2 separate regions of the Homo sapiens genome follow, and region 1 is linked to region 2. The links are chromatin contacts, found by Hi-C in ENCODE. All regions are on one chromosome and are shown on one strand. The core of a region is the stretch at or near the end of the contact, and the rest is flanking DNA. Distances in the headings are between cores, read along the strand shown.

Region 1 (2,700 bases), core at 153-2,652, 1.6 Mb after region 2:
AAGGAGGACAACACTAAGAAATCAATCAGACCTATAAAAATGGGTAGGAATAAAGAGGTGTGAATGCACAATGGACGACTAGCCAAAAAGTGCCAGTAGTGCAAGCGCGAAAAGAGCCAAGTGAAACCTGATGGAATCTTGACAGCTTCTGGGCTCAGAAAACAAGTAGCTCCAAAGTGTCCAGGAGGATTTGTGAAGATAACAACAGACAACAATGTTAGGGAGTGGTGAGATCAAGTACAGAGCCTCAAGAGGACCAGGGTAAGAGAAGTGCAAAAATGCTCTTAAGTGGGAGCTGGGGTTAGAAGGCAGGCAGGTCCGACAACTGGAAAATGAGCGGGCGGTAGATGGGAATAGAATGGGGGTTACCAATCAGCGACAGAGCGCTGACAAACATTAGGAACAGAGGACCAGAGACCAGAAAAGGCATCGGAAACTGCGATTTAGGATTGAAAAAGTAAAGACTAAATCAAAATAATTTGCTGGGTAAAACAGGTGAAGAGAAATCCCCAAATAGAAAAGTGAAAAAGGGCAGCGGACTGAGAAGGGGGGCAGTCCGGGAGAGGAGAGAGGAAATGATGAGCCCCATCATCCCCACGACCATGTAAGAATTACACGCGACAGTAACTCGGGCTGTTGTCTCAGCCCCAGCAACTAACCTATATCCTCCACGTCGAGGCCGCCGCCGCCCCCACCCCACAGAGATGCAGAGCTGGATACTTCAGCCAATCGTGACCTTCTCGGACCAACCCTGAGTTTCGCCCCCTATTGATAGCCTCCCGCTCAACCACCGCTGCCCCAATCCCCACATCTGGGGTGGGGGCCAGGGAAACCCCCCGGGCCATTGTGTGTGTTTACGTAGGAAGGCGCTGCATGACGGAGAGGGACACGGGGGCGATGCCCACCTCCCAGCCCGCGGAGCTGGCCCGAGAAGGTGGCTGAGGGCATCAAGCCCCCACCGCCGCCTCTTTCCAAAATAAACACCAGCCAGCCGCCGAGCCCGGAGTCGGGAGGGCGGCAGGGTGGCGCCAGCACTCACCTCCTCCGGAATGGCAGGGTCCGCAGCCGAAGAGGCCGCGGCGCCGGCGCCGGCGCCGGCCTCGGGCTCCATGTCCCCGTTGAACAGAGCCTGGCCCGGCTCCGCGCCGCCACCACCGCCACCGCTCAGCGCCGCCATCTTATAACCGAGAGCCGGGGCCCGAGCGGCCGCTGTCGGGCGGGGAGGGGGAAGGGAGGCGGAGAGCTGGGGGAGGCGGAGGCGGAGGCGGAGGCGGAGGAGCGGGGGGCGCGGGGGGCGCGGGGAGGAGCGGCCCGGGCGGCGCCGCGGGCGGAGGGCGCCTGGGCCACCTCAGGTACCGGCCCGCGGCCCCGGGCGCAGCCGAGCCTGAGGGGATTGGGGGAAGGACGCTAGGCGGGGGTGCGGGGGGGAGCGGGGGAAGGGGGCGGAGACGACGAGAAGTCGCCGCGGCAACGGCGTCACCCGCGTGTCACGGTCGTGACGTCACCCCGGTGCGTGACGTAATCTGAGGCGCGCCTTCGCGCCGTCGTCCGGGGAGGGTTTTTTCCCTTCTAACCACCCGCGCTCTCACACTTTGCCTCCGCTCCGCCGTTTCCATGGCTCCGGTTTCCTACTTTCCTCTTGTCTCCTCCGTCCTCAGCCTGTTCTGTAATGTGGGATTTACTAGAAGAGCAGGGCTGGTGTTCGAGGAGGAGAAGTTGAAATCCTAGAGGGAGGAAGGCGGGGAAGCCAATACTACTTGCTATTTCCACTGCAATGAACGTCTCTGTGTCATCAAAATAAGAACTTCAACCCCAAGGTTGAAACAGCCAAGCAGAATTTGATGGAAATATATTTAGGAACAGCTAAATTAGCAGTGCGACGCGTGTTTTCTTTTCATTGAAGAATTCAGCCAGTTAAAACGAGTCTAAATGGAAGTCTGAAAGCTTTTTCTTCATTGTTGAGGAATAAAATATTTCGTGTATTTTTCGTTTTCCAGATTCATTCATTTAACAAATATCAGTTGAGCACTTTCCATGCCGTAGGGCCTGTACAAGGCACATAGCATTCTAGACATCTGAAGCATCAAAACTAATCATTTTTATTTTGAAGAAAATCACTCAAAATATTTTATGTACTTTGTGCCTTTCATGAACAGAATATTCCAAGCATTCTCTGCAAAATACGCATGAAAACAATTGGGAGAGAAGAGGTCAATTATCTTTGAGAAGCCCAATTACAGAATGAAATTCAATTCATTATTAAAAATACATGGATCTAATAAAGAATAAATAATTGGAAAAGAAAAGTTTAAGGAAGAGAGAAACGGGAATGAGAAACAATTACTGTGGGCTCCCAATGGCCTGGAGTGAATCACCAAAGTAACCTAAACATGAAGTCATGAAAAACTAAGTGGATTCTGCCTTTTAGTACTTCCCATCATGGGGGAAGTCACCAGCGACCTCCTTACTGTATTTTGGATGATTCAAGAAATAGAAAGGTGTCCTACTGACTTCTGAAACAGGGTGTCTTCATATTGATTAGGGTCACCGTAAGCCTGGGAGCTGATGCTTACTCTCAGGTAAAGGATGCTGTGTGAGGCTGCTTGATGAATGAGAATACTAACATTCTTCTGCATTGAAAAAATATAACCTATAAGATGAACATTGTAGGCCGGGCGCAGTGGCTCACGCCTGTAATCC
Region 2 (2,700 bases), core at 159-2,658:
GCTAGAGAGCAATGGCGCGATCTCGGCTCACTACAACCTCCGACTCCAGGGTTCAAGCAATTCTCCTGCCTCAGCCTCCGGAGTAGCTGGGATTACAGGCATGCGCCACCACGCCCGGCTAATTCTGTATTTTTAGTAGAGACAGGGTTTCTCTGTGTTGGTCAGGCTGGTTTCAAACCCCCGACCTAAGATGATCCGCCCGCCTCGGCCTCCCAAAGTACTGGTATTACAGGCGTGCGCCACCACGCCCGGCCTGCGGAAATGGCCTCAACGCTTCAACCGGAAGCAGAAATTGACCGCGGCAGGCGCCATCTAACGGCCGCTGGAGCAAAGCTCCTCCTGGAAATTCGCAACACCGGAAAAGGTCCGGCTGCTTCCGGTAAAAACCCACCAGAGCTGACGTTCAGAGGGCGAGTCTCGAAGATCCGGCCAATTTGCCCAGCGCGCTGTGCTCCGCGACGGCGCATGCCCGCTTTTGCGCAGGCGCGGGGACTACGGCGCAGGCGCGGAGACTATTGCGCAGGCAAGCGCGTACGCAGAAGCGTGCGCGCGCCCGTTCAACGTCCGGAGCATCGGTGCAGTTTCGAGGGTAAAGCCTTTGGCGCGGTGATGTGGACTTTTGTTCTCTAACTACAACTCCCAGCATACGTCACCCCTCACGTGGGCGCTAGGTGTGGTTTCGTGGGATAGGGTAAGGCGAAAATGAAGTGACGATGACGTACCAAAGAGGAAAATAGTTGAATATGTTGTGTGAGCGCGTCGTTTGCAGAAGCCCCAGTGGCCTAATGGATAAGGCATTGGCCTCCTAAGCCAGGGATTGTGGGTTCGAGTCCCATCTGGGGTGGCCTGTGACTTTTGTCCTTTTTTCCCCTTTCTAAACAAAGCGAAATATGCCAACTTTACTTTTTTTTTTTTTAAATGGGAAGTGTGTGTGTGTTTTTACTAGCTGGTGGGCTGCAATTTTCGAGAATCTGCACACACCCATGTCCTTTGTCTGAGCCGCAGGTCCCCTGGGATTTGGGGAGACGTCAATACGTTGAATTTTGATATCCCTTTTATAAATCATTTAAAAATGTCTTCTCAGCGTGTTCCATATCAAATCCACACCCACACCCCCCGCCGGGCCCGCTTCTCCTGAGACTCAGCGGTTGGTCGGCTAACGGGCATCTTCAATGACGCAGTGAAGAAAAGCCCCTGTTTCCCCAAACCCTTGTTCTGGGTTAGAGGTCCTGGTACCTTCAGTTAACAGTCGGGTTTCGTTTGATTTTGTTACGGCGCCCCTGGGCCTTCGATTAATAAGGTTCGGTCAACGGACAAGTGAGCGGTTCCACTGCTCGTCAGTCGATAGGGGGAGTCGGTAGTCTGTCCGACCGTACCATTAGGCGCCTGGGCCGGAGGAGGGGTTTTCAGGGTCGTAGGACGCCGTTGGGCACCACGCTCGGAGAAGGACAGGACAATGGCGGCCTTAGGGTCCCCGTCGCACACTTTTCGAGGACTTCTGCGGGAGTTGCGCTACCTGAGCGCGGCCACCGGCCGACCCTATCGCGACACCGCGGCCTATCGGTACCTTGTGAAGGCTTTCCGTGCACATCGGGTACGGGAGCCATGTCCCGGGTGCTCTACGTGCTGGGGAGGGAGGAAGAGCCGGGTCTGGGCTAGGGTGGGGAGCACGGTGTTTAATTCCTGCATTTCTGAGGCCAACCCTCCCACGGAGCCCTGGTTCTGACCAAACCAACCCAGGCCCTAGGCTCCATGCTCTGGCATAAACTCGGGGACCAAAGGACCAGCGGGGGGGGGCGCAGAGTCGCTCTGGGGACGTCAGCCTGTCCTGCAGAGGGGCGGACCCGTCCCGAAGGATTTCATTGGCTGGTCTGTTGCCTCTGCGGAGGGCAGTCAGGAAAGTGGAATGGAGGATTCAATGCTGGGGATAAAACAATGAAGATGGAGTTGAAGGGTGTACTGTTGCTAGACTTAAAGCCACAGCATCTGGCCAACAATTTCCTCACCCGTCCCCTAGAAAAGTTATTCTAAGAAGCATTTCTTTTTGAGGCGGAAAAGAACAACTGGGCTTTAGGGAAGGAAACTTGCTGCCCTTGAGCAATGTGGGGAAAGGGAGAACGATCAACTGTCGAATTTCTGAGCCACGGACGTCAGAATGTAAAATCTTAGAACTCAAATTCACCTAGTTTTTAAAAGGTGGCAACGTTAGGGTCTGTGCTAGGAACCTGGTCTAAACAGGAAGAATCAGATGCACATGTGTCCTGTCCTTAAGACACTTGCTGCCCACCTAAGGAGCCATACAGTAAAGTACTGAGGATAAATAAGTGCTCAAGGTGTAGACAACAGGGGCTGGGGTATAAAGAAGGGGTAGTTAGGGAAGGTTTTCCGGAGGAAATTAATCAGGGACCTGAAGGCTAATTTGGAGTTAGCAAGTAAATTGGGGTTAGGGTCCAGGTTTAAAAGCTACACAATTGAAAGCCCAAGGGGAGAAAAATTGCCAGTTGAGAGTGGTTTAGCCCTAAGGTGTGGTGGGTGAAGTGGAGGTAGATGAAGTGGTAGGCCGAACAGGAACTTAAACTTTATTGTAAGTGTAATGGGAAGCCATTCTAAGATTGTGATCACCTCCCAGGTTCAAGCGATTCTCCTGCCTCAGCCTCCCGAGTAGTACAGGCAGGCGACATGCGACACCACGCCCGGCTA

What was found. A loop is a pair of places that touch in the nucleus more often than their neighbours do. Pooled maps may share reads with other maps.
Region 1: a map of CD14-positive monocyte shows a loop between it and region 2 (7-fold over the local background). The contact joins the promoter of BRAF here to the promoter of FMC1 in region 2. A Hi-C loop is called at or near these places in 4 of 168 maps with a recorded cell type or tissue (CD14-positive monocyte, CD8-positive, alpha-beta T cell and naive thymus-derived CD4-positive, alpha-beta T cell), 7 of 37 single-sample maps with no recorded cell type and 19 of 50 pooled maps.

The regions. Positions count from the first base shown.
Region 1 is chr7:140,923,527-140,926,226 of GRCh38, forward strand. It overlaps BRAF (B-Raf proto-oncogene, serine/threonine kinase), which reads right to left and starts at 1,403. Exons shown (of 18, transcript NM_004333.6): 1 at 1,040-1,403. The coding sequence starts at 1,177. It overlaps LOC105375536 (a long non-coding RNA gene), which reads left to right and starts at 1,566. Exons shown (of 5, transcript XR_002956518.2): 1 at 1,566-2,700. RefSeq lists a silencer at 1,226-1,295.
Region 2 is chr7:139,339,929-139,342,628 of GRCh38, forward strand. FMC1 (formation of mitochondrial complex V assembly factor 1) reads left to right here and starts at 1,409. Exons shown (of 2, transcript NM_197964.5): 1 at 1,409-1,594. The coding sequence starts at 1,457. FMC1-LUC7L2 (FMC1-LUC7L2 readthrough) reads left to right here and starts at 1,409. Exons shown (of 11, transcript NM_001244584.3): 1 at 1,409-1,594. The coding sequence starts at 1,457. TRR-CCT4-1 (tRNA-Arg (anticodon CCT) 4-1) reads left to right here and starts at 772; the gene lies at 772-844. It also overlaps a transcript of LUC7L2 not described here. RefSeq lists enhancers at 590-649, 960-1,029, 1,060-1,129, 1,385-1,952, 1,400-1,649.